Regions from separate parts of the Homo sapiens genome. Here region 2 is linked to region 1. Evidence: read pairs that join two places in POLR2A ChIA-PET (ENCODE). Cell type or tissue: PC-9. All regions are shown on one strand. Each heading gives the region's core, and the rest is flanking DNA. Links, peaks and the distances in the headings are about the cores only.

Region 1 (8,018 bases), core at 1,509-6,508:
GAACTCCCTGAGGCCAGGGGCCACCCTTATACCTCATTACATCCTCAGTGCCTGGCATGGAGCATGGCTTGCACTGAGATGTTCTCTGGGTGAATGCAGAGCCTGGGACATTTGACTTCAAAGCCTTTACCCTCTCCCAGGCTCTCTGCCTCCTTAGGCAGTATATGCTGATGTGTGTAGCCTGCTTGGGGCAGGGTAGGCACTTAGTTCATTGCAGCTATTACTGCTGTGATCATGTAGCTGGCAGAGCAGCCAGAATCAGCAAGGGCACACCTTAGTGGGTATCAGAACAATCGGCTTTGTCATAGATTTGGCTGGGCTCCAGGAAGGTGGCTCAGCCTGTATTTGGAGTCAGGCCATGCTGCCAAACCATCTTCATGTTGGTGTGTACCCTCCTCCATTCCTCTGGCTTGGCTTGTGCTACGAGAACGGGATGATCTAGCGTTCAAGGTTGCTGCCACCCTAACTGATCCTTGGTGGAAACTGGTGTCCAAGTCACATGTCTGTGCACCAAAAATCTGGGGTTTAGAGTCCTTCACAGATGCCTGTAGGGCTCTGAAGACAAGTAGGTCACCGCTTTGCTGCATATTCATCTCAGAAGGCTTTCTTTTCCCATGTTTTGCATCAGGGAATGACCAGCAGTTTTGTGTTAAACATCTGCTGTGTGCAGAGCCCTGGACACACCAGGCTGGCTGCCTTCAGAGCTCTATCTCAGCACCTGTGGCACTCACAGTCACTTGGAAAGAGACCAGTGCACCGCTGTCTGGTGGACAGGTGCAGAAACAGGCCTGGGGGTATAGGTGATAGGAACACAGGAGGACAGAGAATTTCAGATTGTGGCAGCAATAAAGCCGAGCAGGAGACAGTCTGTCTCAGAACAGGTTTTGCTGCAGTTAAAGTGGTAGAGAAAAATCCGGCTGTGGTCTCAGTGGAGATGAGTGATATTTGGAACTCTGTATATGTAAGTAGCCAAGACACTGGCCAGGAGTGAGGTCTATGGTGGTTTTGTTTTTTGGCCCTTAGCCCTAGTTGGTGTGAATTCCACCTGTGTAGGTGGGAAAGGGCAGGGCATCTTCTCACCATAGGTCATGCAGGGTGGTGGGACCGACTTACCCCCATGGGCTCCCACATCGCTCCTCCCTGTACGACTGGTTGAGCTGCACACTGCATCTGAGTGGGAGTGGAGAGGGGACAAACCAAACAGCCCGAGGAAAGTATGCCTGTGGCGTGTTCAGAAAGCATGATTAGCAGCAGCCCTCGCCTCCCACCACACAGCTCTGCTGGTCAGGGCAGAGCTGGATGGGAGAAGCCAGACTGATTGTGCTGCATGGCTCCCAGGCTTGCTGCAAACCTTTCAGTCTGCTCTTACCATGACCAACAACTGTCCAGGCTTTAAAAAACTCAAGTCAGTCACCCCAGCTCCCCAGGGAGAACTGAAAGGTGGCAAGTGCCCATCTGCCCTGGGGAGAGCGTTTTGAGGTGGTCCCCAGCCTCATCCTTTCGGCTTCTTTTTAGGACCATTGGTGTTCCTCCTCTCCCTGCCTTTAATAAGGCCCCCTTTGTCCCTCTCGTGGAGAGCCTGAGTTAGGAGGTGGAAAGAATGGCTGGGGAAAGAGGGACATCTTTACTGACAAATGGAGCCCTCAGGGAGAGCCAGATGCCCAAGTGTCAGCCAGTCTGCCAGAGCTGGAGCAGGCTTGGCACCTTTCCTCCTGGCATTGTGTGGGCCTGGTCACCTGCCGATCCTTGGGCTAAATCTGGTCTGAACCCAGCAGTGGCTGGAAGAGTTACTAGGCCAGAAATACAACTTCTAAGGCCTTTTGTAAAGTGTAGAAACAGACAGGAGGGAAGAGGGAGCGGGAATAGACAAAGCAAGCCTCGGAAATCAGAATAGCAGGTCTCCATTAGACCCAGCAGAATCACAGGCTGTTGGCTCTCCCTTTATGTAAAGCCTTCACCGTGGCAGCACCCTATTGGGCTTAGGTGCCAAGCGATGGTGAGTTCTTTTTTATGTTTTCAAAGATGATTTTATCGAATTGACTGAGCTATTTTTGAGAGTTGTCTAAAGAATGTCTACTCTTTAGTTTCTTAAAGAAAATAGGCTTCTCATTAGTTCATAAAAGGTGCTTGCTGTGGCCCTGCTTGTTGGCAGGAATGAAGTTTTGGGCTTATTTGAAAACTTTCAAAAATGTAAAAAGTTGTTGCAGAAAGTAAGATACCATAAATAGATTGAGATACTTCCTAACCTCTGCCCAGTGCCCTAGGAGTTATGAAAAGCTTTTCATAGGTTTGGACTCATTTACCCCTCCTTGCTGCCCTGTCAGAGGTCAGAGCAGGTGGGGTAGAGGTGTCCCCTCTTACAGTTGAGGTCCCCAACCCCCAGGGTAAGGGACCTGCTCAAGGTCACAGGGAATCAGCACCTTCCTGTGCATCACACCGCTTACCCCACCGCACTTTCTACAGCGTCCTGGTGTCTCACACAGTCGCTTTGTCATTTTCCATACACACCTTGCTCGTCACTTTTCTTGGCCCCGTTCTCACAATAAGTTGCTAACTTTTCCAGGATGTTACCAGAGACTAATGACTGTTGATATGACTTTATTTGAGGAGAAACCCAGAAGAATAGAAGAGCCTAAAAATTGGCATTCAATTATCTTAATCATTTTTCAGTTTTGAAACCTCTAAAGGGAAATAAGTGTGAATACTGGTGCACAGGCACTAGTGTAATTGACTGGTTGAATGTGAAATGGTAGAACAACAGAGACAGATAAAGAAAACCTTAACAATAAACAATTACATAGTCTTACTGGGAGCCAGGTACCTTCTGATCTTTTAATGTGCAACTCAGTTTTCACAACAATCATGTGAGGTAGGTTCTGGTAGCCTCCTTTTCAGATGAGCAAACCGAGGCGTGGGAGAGTTAGGTAAGTCTAAGGCCCCACACTTTGTAATTGTGGGAACCAGGATTTGAGCCCAGGCTCTCTGGTTCCAGAATGATCTTACCCATTTCACCATACTACCTCTGAATAGATAGTTGCATGTTCACGTCACTGCTTTAGGAACACATGAACAAACCCAGAAGCATTTTTTGAGTGTTTCCCATGTGCCAGCCTCGGTGCCAGATATTTTTGTATACATTATCCTGTTTCACTTAACACAGAGCTTAGGGCTGGAACAGAGAGAATGTGCAGGATTGTCAAGATGGCTTGCACTCTGAGGTCCATTCCTTAGCTCCACTGGTTATTTTATTCACTCAGTTGACAAAGCCTGGTCCTTAAAGTCATAGCAGTAGGTTTGAGCCTTTGGTCAGACCTTTTTAACTTCCTATACTTCACATGTCTCAAAGAAAATATATTTTATCTATTGTTGTGTAACAACTACCTCACCACTTAGTAGTTTAAAACAACCAATTCAGTATTTCTCACAATTCTGCAGCATGGATTGGGCTCAGCCAGGAGGTTCTTTAGCTGATCCTGCCCATGGTCCTGTGTGATTATACTCACATGGTGAGTCAGCTGAGGCTGACTTTTTTTTCCTGTGTATTCTCTCCTCCTTCTTTTCCTGTATATTCTCTCCTTCTCATGGCCTCTCCTTGTTGTTTCCTCATTAGGGTTGCTAGACTTCTTAAATGGCAGCTCAGGGCTCCCAGGAGCACAAAAGCAGAAGCTCCCAGGCCTTTTAAGGTCTGGGCCTGGAACTGTCCCAGTAGTATTTCCACTGCATTCTCTTGGTGAAAGCAAGCCACAGCCCTATCCCACATTTAAGGAGAGAGGACGACACAAGACAGAGGCTACTAGGATGTTAAGTTCAATGTCACAGACCCCCACAACCACCTCGGGCTGTCTTTCTCAGAGTCTGTTTATTCTCATTTTGCATATAGTTCTAACAAATTTAATTATTGATTTCTACATCTTAAAAAGCCCAGAAGTAATATATTTTGAGGGGAAAAAGTGCTGCTTTAAGGAGGTATATGAACATCAATGAAAAATGATAGCTGATAGTCATCAACAAGGAGGGAGACAGAGAAACCACAAAAGCAGGTATGACTCAGCACTCTGGGAAGCTTTCCACAGTGACCCATTCTATAGGATATTTATATTGCTGAAGCTCCCTTGTACCTAATTCAGCCAGCAGGTTTTAACTGTTTGGGTTTTTAAGCTTCAGGGTCAAAGTTTTGGGGTAAAAAATGCTTCATTCATTGAGACTGAGAGAGAGTAGCTTATAAATTGACACTGACCATAGACCTTGATTTTGTGTCCCCACCCAAATCTCATCTTGAATTATAGCTCCCATAATTCCCACATGTTGTGGGAGGGACCCAGTGGGAGTTCATTGAATCACGGGGGCGATTTCCCCCATACTGTTCCTGTGGTAGTGAGTAAGTCTCACAAGATCTGATCGTTTTATAAGAGGAAACCTTATAAAAGGTGGCTCTCATTTTCTTCGTTGTCTGTAAGATGTGCCATGTAAGATGTGCCTTTTGCCTTCTGCCATGATTGTGAGGCCTCCCCAGCCACATGGAACTGTGAGTCCATTAAACCTCTTTTTCTATATAAATTACCCAGTCTTGGGTATGTCTTTATCAGCAGCATAAAAATGGACTAATACAGATCTTTTAATCAAAGATGTGGTAACGAATCACAGAACCACCTGTGCTTTAGAAGAAATGATCCTTGGATTGCTTTTCAAGCAATGGAAGTTTATGATTGTCACATTGTCAATTGTGATTATATTCAAGGAAGTGTTATGGACTGAATGTTTGTGGTCCCCCCAAATTCATATGTGGAAGCCCTAACCTCCAGTGTGGCATATTTGGAGATGGAGCCCCTAAGGAAGTAATTGAGGTTAAATGTAGTCATAGTGTGGGGCCCTGATCCCATAGGACTGGCATCCTTACAAGAACAGATACCAGAGAGCTTGCTCTGTCTCTGCACACACCCTTAGAAAAGGCTGTGTGAGGCCCCAGAAAGAAGGTGGCCATCTGTAAGCCCAGAAGAGAGCCCTCAATAGGAACCAGGTTGGCTAGAACGTTGATCTTGGACCCCCAACCTCCAGAACTGTAAGAAAATAAATTTCTGTTGTTTAAGCTACCTAGGCTGTAGCATTTTGATACAGCAGCCTGAGCTGAGACAGGAATATTACATACACTGGAGACTTGTGACCCCAAAGACTTTTGACCTGTTGAATAGAGCTCATCTTGTCCTCTCTCCAGCTCATGCATGCATCCTCCCAGCTTGCAAGGGGGCCTTGCTTCTCTGGATTGCACTTTGATTTTCTAGTTTTAAGTGACAAAGGGAGAGTCTTCTAGGGATGTTAAAGTTACTCCAGTAATTCCAGGATATTTCCAGCTCCTTTTGAAATCTTATGTTTGTAATTCTGGGTCAAGTAATGTCCAAGCCAGTGATTACATTACTGGTAGGCATGTCTCTCATGCTGGGCCACGCCCTCCATCCCATGTTCACGATGAGCACCAACGGTCTCTGAGAGCCCAGAGCCAGTGGCTGCAACGTTGGGAAAATTCTTAAATGACCATCAGTGGTTTTGGCTCATGTTCCTACGATTGTGGGTTCATATACCATCTCATTTTTAGAAATGTGTGTTTTTGTACTCCTGTAATTACTTTTTAATAAAGATATTTTGCCAGTCCTTAGCTCCACTCCATAGCAAAGCAAAGGACAAGAACAAGTAAGGGCTGAAACATAGAGCGTGGAGGGTTTTGCTCAGGCCATGCTTTGCTGTGGGAGAATTTTGAAGGCGGGAGTGGAGCTGCCGTTTGTGGTTTGGTGCTGTGGTGCCTGTTAAAAGTGGCTTTAATGAGAGTGTAAGGTGCTGCACACTGAAGCCCTGTGTTTATTCAGCTGCCTCCTGCCAGCGGCTACAGCTGGGATGGCTTCCCTCGCACGGCGTCTGCCCACAGCCTTGCGCCCGGAGCCCAGAGGACTCACAGGAAAAGGAGCTGGCAAAGGTGAAGCTGGTTTTCATGGTCTCCTGAGGGCCCCTGGCCCCTGGGAGATGGGTCACACTCCCTGAATGCTGTGCTGTTGGTTTCCCTGGAGGATTCTTGCTGCAGGCCAGGTCCCGTATTCTCCACACTCACCACAAGTGGCTGGGTGTGACTTGACACGGTGTGAAAGTGGAGGGGCGCGAGCACTCAGGTGGGTGAACAGCCTGCGGCCTCCTTTCCCTGGCTGCAAAGCCGCCACTCAACTCTGCTCCAGCCCAGGTTTCGGGGAGCCGGGATCCACTTGGGCAGGCCGGGAGCCTCAGACTCCAGACTTTTCATGGTGCGCTCCTTCCTGCTTACTCAGGAGGAAGGCGAGGCAGTCCAGCATCCTGGGTGGAGTGGAGGTGTTTCGAGTCCATATCTAAATCTTTTTCTTAGAGCACCCTAAGCAGGCTGCTGTCTTTGATCCCCATGCCTCTGCTGTTTATCTTGGTGTGATTCATCACTGTAATTTAAGACGTGGAGAGAGCAAAGTTCCCATCCCAGGCAGGGGAGGCGCAGTGCAGGTTGGACTGTGTAAGGAAATGGCAGCATGGCGAGGTTTGTGCCGCGGCCTACAAGCAGGGCTGCATGCTCCCCAGGCAGACTGTGGCAGAGCCAAGCCCCTCACTTGTAGGGAAGCGTGTCTCCTAGGTGCCCCAGTAGGGGAGGTCTGCCAGCATCGCTGTGCTGTGGGGAAGGCAGCCAGAGGGCTTCATCCATAACTGGCTCAGCTCCTCAGGAGGAGACCAGCAGTGTGTCTCTGCACTCAGAACTGCCACTGGGTCGTGGTGTTAAGCCCAGGAGGGGTGCATATGTTGACAACCTTGTATTGCTTAGTTGCTGAGACCAGAAGATCCAGGTAATTGCATGAGCTATTAGCTACTTCTGGTTCTCACAAACTCCTCCCAGTGTTGATAGAGAATGGTGTCCTCCGGGCATGCTCTGGGTATAGTTTTATTTGTATTATTAGGGACTCATGGAGAAGTGCTCTGGGTGTCCTGCACACTGCACTTTGGAGATCATTCTGTGATTCCCAAGTCCTGCTGATTCCACTTCCTTGGCGCTCTGGGATTAGATATCCTAGGCTGCCAATCTGCATGTTCATCTTTCAGTGGGGATACCCTGCAGGGCTTGTCCACAGCTTGAATTTCAAACCAAAAGCCAGGTACGCTTTCCAGCCTTCCGATATTGGTTCAAAGAATTTGGCTGCCGAAGCTTTTGTGTAGCTGAGGCACCAGCAGGCCCGAGGCACGAGTGAATCCAGGTGGCCCGAGGAAGAGCCTTCCCATGGGCCTCAGCAGCCACACAGAGCCTCTGATCTGTTTCCCTTTGCGGGATGGTCAGTCTCCTGTGTCTCAAGACCTCAAGCAGAAACCTGTGGATCTCCCCCTCTATCTTGAAAGTCCAACCAAGTCCAGGCCTTTGTTGTGCAGTTTAAACCAGACCTGTCAGTAAACATGAGCTAATTCCAGTTTTTGTCCCTCTTTGTCCTTCTCAAGTTCCAAGGTGATCATTGCCTGTTATCTATGGGACTTGTGTAAGCTAACTTCCCAAATGCAGCTGTGAGACAAACATTTTAATTAAAAGGCAGAAGGGCCAGGAGATATAAACACTCATGTGCCTGGTTGTCAGTGAAGGCGGTGGCGTTCAGCGTCCAGGGGCTAATTATATTCTCTTCTCTGGGACTCACACAAATATTGCCACAAATGTACCTGACTGTCAGACTGAAGTCATTTATCTCCAAGTGTGGGGAGCAGTGAAGCCCACACGTCCAGGTAGATTTAGCTCTTACGGACTCTTCTGGGAAGCAGCAGGTGGGTAAAACTGAAAGCATCAGCTATTGCACCCTAGCTGCAGGTTTTCACAGAAAGCTGAATCAACTTGTATTGGGGATTCTGCATTTTAGAGTTCTCTCAAAGACCTAGGTTTGGGCCCTAAAATGCAGCCACCAGAGCAGGCACACCTTAAAAAGTAGGTAATGAGTGGCCTTAGTGCCTGGGCAGCCGTCAGTACTGGCCTCCTTTGGTTGTCC
Region 2 (8,018 bases), core at 1,567-6,566, 460 kb after region 1:
GCAATCTGTGTTTTAAGAAGCCCTCTGGGTGATGTGATTCTGATGTATGCTCAAGTTGGAGAACTGCTGTAGGAGAGGAAGTGGGCACCATCTTCTAACTGTCCACATCCAAGGTGGCTTGTGGTCTCCCTGGCACCCCCTTCTCATCCCCACGTAGGATGTGCTGTCTGCCTGGTGACAAGTTCCCCAGACCAGCAGACTGCTTCAGAAATGGCTTTCTACACCAGTGAGCATTGTTCTTCTTATTTCCCAATATTTTTCTCTTTCTTCCAGTCGTTTGGATTTAACTTGTTGGCCTGTTCAAATTATCACTGGCAGCTGAGCTTCCTCCGTGCTGAGCAGGTGTTACTGGAACAGCTGGATGAAGATGGGGGCTGCCGTAGGAAGTGTTTTCAGGTCATGAGGCACCTGAAGGAGGACATCTGGTGCCCAGGGAACAGGCCGGTTATCACGTCCCACCATCTGCAGGTGAGTGTGGGGCAGGTTGGAGAAGACCCAGGGGCAGCTTTGGATAGGTCATTCTTCCTGTGGCCTCTGTAGGGCCTGGCCAGAGCCACTCAGAAGGGGTAGCATGTGTGAAAAATTCAGGATGAGGTTCTAGTATCTATATTTGCCATCCAACAAATTACTACGTATTATGGAAATATGTAAACTAGCACCATATGGGAGTCCACAACACCCCTGCCCAGGGTAAAATTTCCTCCCTCCCTTCCCTTTTCCAATTCTCTTCTATCCCACTTTTCCTCCCCTCTCACTTTTATTTTACCCACCAAACCAACCTGAGTGCTCACTAGGTGCCAGAAACCCTGCTGAGGTTCAGAAATGAATCACAAAATGTGGTTTGTGCCTCACACTTTGATGGCTTTATGTTTGCGCCAGTCTTTAAACCCACTGCAGCCTACGCACACCTCCTCATGCACACAGACCCACTAACACAGAGGGGACCAGGAAATGCAACACAGAGGTTACCACACACGTAGTGCCACACACTTCTTTCCAGGGTCCAAATCACCAGGCAAGGATCTTCCCTTGCTCTGCCAGCCCCTGCCTCTCCTTGCCCTAAACCCAACAGTACACATTCATTCATGCCTTCACTCACTCATTCAGCAAGTGTTTATTGAGATTACTCTGGGCCAGAGGCCTGCCCCAGTACCTGCTGTGGGCTCAACCTCTGCAGGCACAAAGGTGAACAGACACAGATGTGTTTCCTCACTCATGGCACTTCTGGTCTAGCATGGGAGATAGACATGGGTCAGGCAAGCCAGTGGGTGCGTGTACAATCACACAGTGAGGAAGCACTGGAAAGGGAGGAGTATGGCTCTGTGAAGGCTCAGAGCAGCAGAGCCTGACCTGGACTGGGCAGTCAGGGGGCCTCCCTGGAGAGGGGGCCTTTGACCACCCTCCCGACTCCCTCTTTCTCAAATTGTGAACCACACAGAGTGAAGTGTACTCTCATGTAGCAGCTCTGTGCAGCCTGCTGGAGTAGGGAGGTAGGAGACTCTTGCAGGACACCCCAGCCCAGCCTAGCTAGTGTGGGCTGTGAAGCCTAGCTTCAGCCCTCCTCCCTGGCCCCAGAAAGGATGGACTCCCTTTCTACTCAGGTAAGCACAAGTCCCTGGGGCAGTCACCTATCTGTGAGGTGCCTTCCTCACATACCTCTTCCTTCTCTCATTCGATGGACAAAACTGTCTTCCAGCCCCATGTTACTCTGTCTGCTCTAAAGTAACTTATTGAAGGACAGATACCACATTGATCTTGTCCAGCTGGCATGCTGACCTAACTCGATGTTCTTATTCATTGGGAGAAGGTGAACAAAACCCCCATTATCTCTCCCAATGCTTTGTACATAGTAGCGCATTAAATATTTGTTGAGCAAATGAATGAGTGGCTTCACATCTTACTCAACTTTTCTCTTTTTTTCGCACAAAATCACTAACCTTGCTTCACCTTCTTATCTTTCCAATAACCTGTCCATTTTGACCTGCGGAAGAATCTGTTAACATCTCATTCACATGCACTGGGGCTTTTCTCTGGAGTTCCAACATTCTCAACGTGTCCCAAGCACACTTCCCTAAAAACACGCAGGCTGTTCTCCTGGATGGAGGGCATGTGCTTGCAGAAGATACTTTGATTCTTTCTGTGGATTTAGCTTCTCTTGCTTTCCTTTATACAGGCCACACTAGAAGAGGCAGAGCTGAGACGCAAACTCAAGTCTATCTCATATCAAAACCTCATAACCTTAACGATTGACTTCATTACCTCTCAATTAAGATGGATGGAAATACCATTCGGTGACATGAATATTTCAGGCAGGATTGAATGGGGCCACCATGGATCTCCCAGCCATGGCTGCTTGCAAATCTGTACTCCCCACAAGGGCTGACTTCTATTCTGATGGCTCCTAAGTCACCTGGTGGATTTTAAGGCAACTCCTTAAGGATTCTCTGTTTCAATCCTCCCTGACCCACCTGTGTGGCACAATAGGGCATCCTCAAGGATGGGCATTTTTTTTAAGTGGGCTATTTCTGGAGTAAGATAAACAGAAAGTGCTAACTGCCTTTTTCTCTGGTCTTCCATCCTTAGTCCACAGACAGAATTATCTCCCATTTAGGCATCCCTGCCCTTGAAATGAATGTGGCTGGTGATAAATGTGGTGCTAGACACCATCCCAGATGATGACTTGAGTGTGCTGGATCCTTGCCAAATCTTCATTTTGAGGAAAGTGGAAGAGGTTGGGTTGCAAAACAGCATTAGGAAGCTGTGGCACTCAGCCTTGCCTCACCTTAAGTCTGACACTCTCTTACAAGGCCCTCACCTTCTCCCCAAAAAGGCTCTGCCCCAAGACTATTTCATGTGAAGCAAAAGCTTATCTTTTATTGCCTTATTTATTCCTAAAACCCACTCAAAATACATTGGCTTGCTTATAATGAGCTTAACTGCCCCAGTTTGCTTAGGGAGATAAAAGCTTAATTAACAAGAGGAATTAACATTTTTTCTGGTATCTAGGTTATCTTCGCTTGCATGAAATTATCTCTAACTCATTTATTCATAATAACGTAATCTAAATACATAGTTGCTATGAACTTACAACTGCTCTAAAAAATAAAGACTGTATAAAAATAACCCAATATCTAAACCATAACATTAATGGATAATTCATTAATTCACTTATTCAATAAATGTTTATTAACTTCCTCTCATGGGCTAGCCTTTGCTGGGTACTGGGTAGCTTAATAGTGAATAAAAATAGGCATCATTCACTGCTCTCATAAAGTTTATAATCCAGTAGGGGAAATGATAAAATTAATCACATAAATATAAAAACTACTACTGTTGTCGCTGCTTCTTATGAGAAGTACATGACTAAGAGAGTGTGCAATGGGTGTACTAGGGAAATTTGATCTGATGGACAAAGAAGGGAAAGAAGTGTGCCCTATGCAGCCGAAGCAGGATGTGCAAAGGCTCTGTGGTAGAAGGGAGCATGAAATGGCTGGTGTGGCTACATGAAGAGAGCAAGGGAGGACACAGGTCAAGATGAGTCTGGAAAGGAAGGCAGGGACCAAACCTTATAAACCACACCACATTAAGGATGATGTTTTTAGCTAACAAACAATGGGAAGACCTTGAAGTATTTTATTTTATTAATTTTTTTTTTGTTTTTGAGACGGAGTCTCGCTTTGTTGCCCAGGCTGGAGTGCAGCGGCATGATCTTGGCTCACTGCAAGCTCCACCTTCTGGGTTCACGCCATTCTCCTGCCTTAGCCTCCCAAGTAGCTGGGACTACAGGCACCCGCCACCACGCCTGGCTAATTTTTTGTATTTTTAGTAGAGATGGGGTTTCACCGTGTTAGCCAGGATGGGACCTTGAAGTATTTTAGATGAGAAGGGAAGTAGATGTATATTGGCAGCAGTATGGATGGTGATAATTTGGATGGTGGCAAGAACAGGGATGGGCTGATGAGATCGCTACTGCAGAGGTCCAGTGAGATGTGGAGGCAGTGTGGAGGGGGATGGTAGAATAATACTGGAGGTGAAGGTAAATGGGTAGACTCGAGAAATACTTAGACAAGAGGATTACAGGACTTGACTGGGGACGGTAAGGGAGAAGGGCGACTCCTAGGTTTTCGTGTTGCACAACTAGCTAGTTAAGCAACTCTGGAGGCAGATCAGGTTTGTGCAGGAAGAGCAGGGGTTCAGTTTGGGCATGTTGGGACTGAGATAACTTTCAGATACTCAAGAGATACACGATAAGCAGGTCAGAGGAGAAGTCTGGGCTGGAGACACAAATTTGCAAGTCATTCATATGTAGTGAGAATTAGAGCTGCTGTGGTGGAGGCAACATAGAGCTGAGGAATGAATGTAGACTGAGAGGAGAAGAGGGCCTAGAATTGAGCCTCCAGAAACTCCACTTCTCAAAGGCAGGCCAAGGAGTAAAAGCCTGCCAGGGAGGCGCTGTAATGCTAGGAGAAAAAACCCAGAGAGCAGATTGCTTGGAAGTCAAGTGAAGGATGGCTCAGGAGGGAGGGTGTGGGCGAGAGAACCAGGTCTGCTGAAAGGTCAGGTAAGGTGCAGGCTGACAAAGGCCTATTAGATTTAGAAAAGTGGAGATCACTGGGCCTTGACGAGAGGAGCCTTTGAGGATTAATGAGAGAAGAATCCATATTGGAGCAGACTGAGGCAAGAAATGGGAGGAGAGGAAATGACCACAAATAATAGAGCCGACTCTCCAGAGAAGCCTGGATTTGCAGAGGGAAGAGTGAGGGCAGGAGGCAGATGTGGGGTTGGGGTTGCAGGAGAGCTCTCAACTTGTGAAAAGCAGTTGAGGAAGAGGGTAATCAGTCATATACAGTTCCTGGAAGATGGGATCCAGGGCCCTGTGGAGGGATCAGCCCCACAGGCAGAAGAGGCAGAAGCAGGGAGGAAGAGAGGTGGGTGCCGCAGTAGGCAAGATCTGTCTGGTTTGGGAGGATGAGGGGTTCCATTTTCCCCGTAAAGTAGGAGGCAAAGACATTGCCTGGATTAGTGAACATTGGAAATGTTGGAGGAGAGTGAGGGAATAGATTAGGGAAGAGGTGCGGGAGACCAGCTGGTAAACTGAAGGCCCACCTGAAGTTGGGGATTGTGAATTCATGGTAGATCCAGTCTGCCCAGGCAACTCTTTTCTCCCTCCTTCCAAGGCCACATAAGCTCAATAATTGTTTCCAAGCTATCCTCCTCAATTGCCCGAAACAATGTCTGACAGCACTTCTCCCTTCCACAGACTGTGCTCTTTTGGACCTGCGAGAAATATCCCCACTTTAAAGACTGGCAGGTCTTCAGCAAAGCATTTCTGCGCCTGGTGAGGAAACTGCACAAGTGCGTGAGCCAGCACTTCCTGAAACACTATTTCGTCCGGAACAGCAACCTCTTTCAGTGCACCAACCCGACTGAACTGGACACTGTGGCCCAAAAGCTGGCCACCTTCCTGAAGAACCCCCAGATCGGCCCGCCCTGATGGTTGCCCCGGCCTGGGAGGCTCTTGGACATTTTATTCTGGCTTAACATTGTTCTTTGGATGGTTCCTCAGTCAGGTGCCAGGATCCTGCCTAGGAGAAAGGCCACGAATGGCAGCGGAAATTACATCAAACCAGAAACACTTCAGCAGGGGGAAAACTGTGCCCCAGGATGTCTGGCCCAGGCCTCCCTGGAGCCCAGCAAGCATTTCTGCCCTAGCTAATTCTCCTGGAGACAGCTCTCATCAGGCTTCCCCAGGCACAGATTTGGAACTGGTGACAGTTCTGAACTTAGTTTCCCTTGTTCAGGCTGTGATCGTCTCACAGTGAAGATGGAGACAGAACCCCTGGAAGTCTGGACATGAGCCTGCTGGCCAATACTGTGCCCAGCCCACTGATCATGGGCACATTCTCCTGCCATTTGTAAAATGGGAATGTTAACGTGCCTACCTCTGAGCAGGGCTGTGTGCCTATGAAACTGTGCTGGCGCCTTTTCAAGGGGAAGGCATTGGATCAACACAAAGTGTTCCTGGTTGGTTGAGTAGCTGGTGTTTGCATCCTGGATCGGTACCCACAGCACTGACGCAAAATTGCACCTGATGAGTTAGTGAGCCTGTGCTTCCTTGCTGCCCTCCAGCTTCCTTAGCATGTGGGTCAGTGGCTCCTGATGTTCTGTCTGCTTCGCTGGTATTCTCTAAGCAGGGAGGGGAATGGTTTTGATGATAAGTGTAAGTCAAAGATGAAAGTACAACTCTTGGCCTGATCCCAACCATAGCCCTCTCTTTGCTTCCCATGCCATGGGCCATGGATGGAACTTCCTTATATATTTATGTAAATAACCTAGTACTATGATCTGCATGGAGTGACCTTAGGTGTCTGTCACTGCTCAGTGTGTTCCTTTGCTCACTTCATTCACTCACTCACTCATTGACAAATAATGCTCATTAGGCACCGGGAACACAGCAAAGAGCAAAGTGGATGAGGACCTCCCCCTGGGGATGCCACCTAATGGTGGAGACAAGAAATGAACGACAGATAAACACGCACAGTTATTACAGATGGAAGCAAGTGCTTCAAAGGAAATAAACAGAATGTTGAAGTAGAGTCCACAGAAAGGTCCCCGAAGGATGAAAATGCAAATAGCTGAAGGGGAAGGAAAAGTGACCAAAGGCAGGCATGGTGGGGCTGGCATGAGTCAGAGCACCTGGCCTTGTAAAGCCAGGAAGGAATCAGTATTTTATTCTAAGATCAAAGGTGTGACATTTGGCCTCTCCAGAAGCAGAAGAGTATCACGATCTGACTGCATTTTAAACAATTGTTCTGGTAACTGCATGAAGAAGGTCTGGGGACTCACACAGGAGCTGGGCACTGAGTGCTCTTGAGCCACCCATTTGGAATTTCACAGAGGCCCACAAGGCAACATATTCTGTGTGGCACAACCGATCAGGAATTCTAGGAGTTCTCGGTGAGATCAATGGTTTTTTTCTGGCGTTTATGTAATGCTTCTCAACTCAAGGGGCTCCTTTATTACTTTTGAATGTTTTTGCCCAAATGTCTATACCAAAGATAAATTTCTAAAGCATGAACTACTGATTTTGTTTTCATGAAAATTCACATTTGAAAATGAAAATGATTACTTTTCAAAAGTACTGTAAACGGCAGGAAAGATCCAAAATTGACACCCTAACATCACAATTAAAAGAACTAGAAAAGCAAGAGCAAACACATTCAAAAGCTAGCAGAAGGCAAGAAATAACTAAAATCAGAGCAGAACTGAAGGAAATAGAGACACAAAAAACCCTTCAAAAAATTAATAGATCCAGGAGCTGGTTTTTTGAAAGGATCAACAAAATTGATAGACTGCTAGCAAGACTAATAAAGAAAAAAAGAGAGAAGAATCAAATAGATGCAATAAAAAATGATAAAGGGGATATCACCACCGATCCCACAGAAATACAAACTACCATCAGAGAATACTACAAACTCCTCTACGCAAATAAACTAGAAAATCTAGAAGAAATGGATAAATTCCTCAACACATACACTCTCCCAAGACTAAACCAGGAAGAAGTTGAATCTCTGAATAGACCAATAACAGGATCTGAAATTGTGGCAATAATCAATAGCTTACCAACCAAAAAGAGTCCAGGACCAGATGGATTCACAGCCGAATTCTACCAGAGGTACAAGGAGGAACTAGTACCATTCCTTCTGAAACTATTCCAATCAATTGAAAAAGAGGGAATCCTCCCTAACTCATTTTATGAGGCCAGCATCATCCTGATACCAAAGCCGGGCAGAGACACAACTAAAAAAGAGAATTTTAGACCAATATCCTTGTTGAACATTGATGCAAAAATCCTCAGTAAAATTCTGGCAAACCGAATCCAGCAGCACATCAAAAAGCTTATCCACCATGATCAAGTGGGCTTCATCCCTGGGATGCAAGGCTGGTTCAATATACGCAAATCAATAAATGTAATCCAGCATATAAACAGAACCAAAGACAAAAACCACATGATTATC

The links. Peaks named below come from ENCODE experiments on the same cell type or tissue, not always from the same donor. Only the 100,000 strongest peaks of a DNase experiment are listed, where the experiment ranks them.
Region 2: POLR2A ChIA-PET joins it to region 1 with 11 read pairs; 1 of 35 experiments calls an interaction of 5 or more read pairs at or near these places.

What each region holds. Positions count from the first base shown.
Region 1 is chr1:115,665,183-115,673,200 of GRCh38, forward strand. All of the region lies in intron 4 of VANGL1 (VANGL planar cell polarity protein 1), which reads left to right. Among named protein-coding and RNA genes, the nearest start is that of VANGL1, 27 kb to the left of the region's middle. RefSeq lists an enhancer at 6,204-6,758. In PC-9, for the core only: no CTCF peak of the experiment used is centred there; DNase peaks (open chromatin) are centred at 4,039, 5,839 and 6,449; H3K4me3 peaks cover 2,171 bases; H3K27ac peaks cover 4,494 bases.
Region 2 is chr1:116,127,872-116,135,889 of GRCh38, forward strand. MAB21L3 (mab-21 like 3) reads left to right here. Exons shown (of 8, transcript NM_152367.3): 7 at 274-468; 8 at 5,261-8,018. The coding sequence ends at 5,494. Among named protein-coding and RNA genes, the nearest start is that of MAB21L3, 20 kb to the left of the region's middle. In PC-9, for the core only: a CTCF peak has its summit at 6,440; a DNase peak (open chromatin) is centred at 4,191.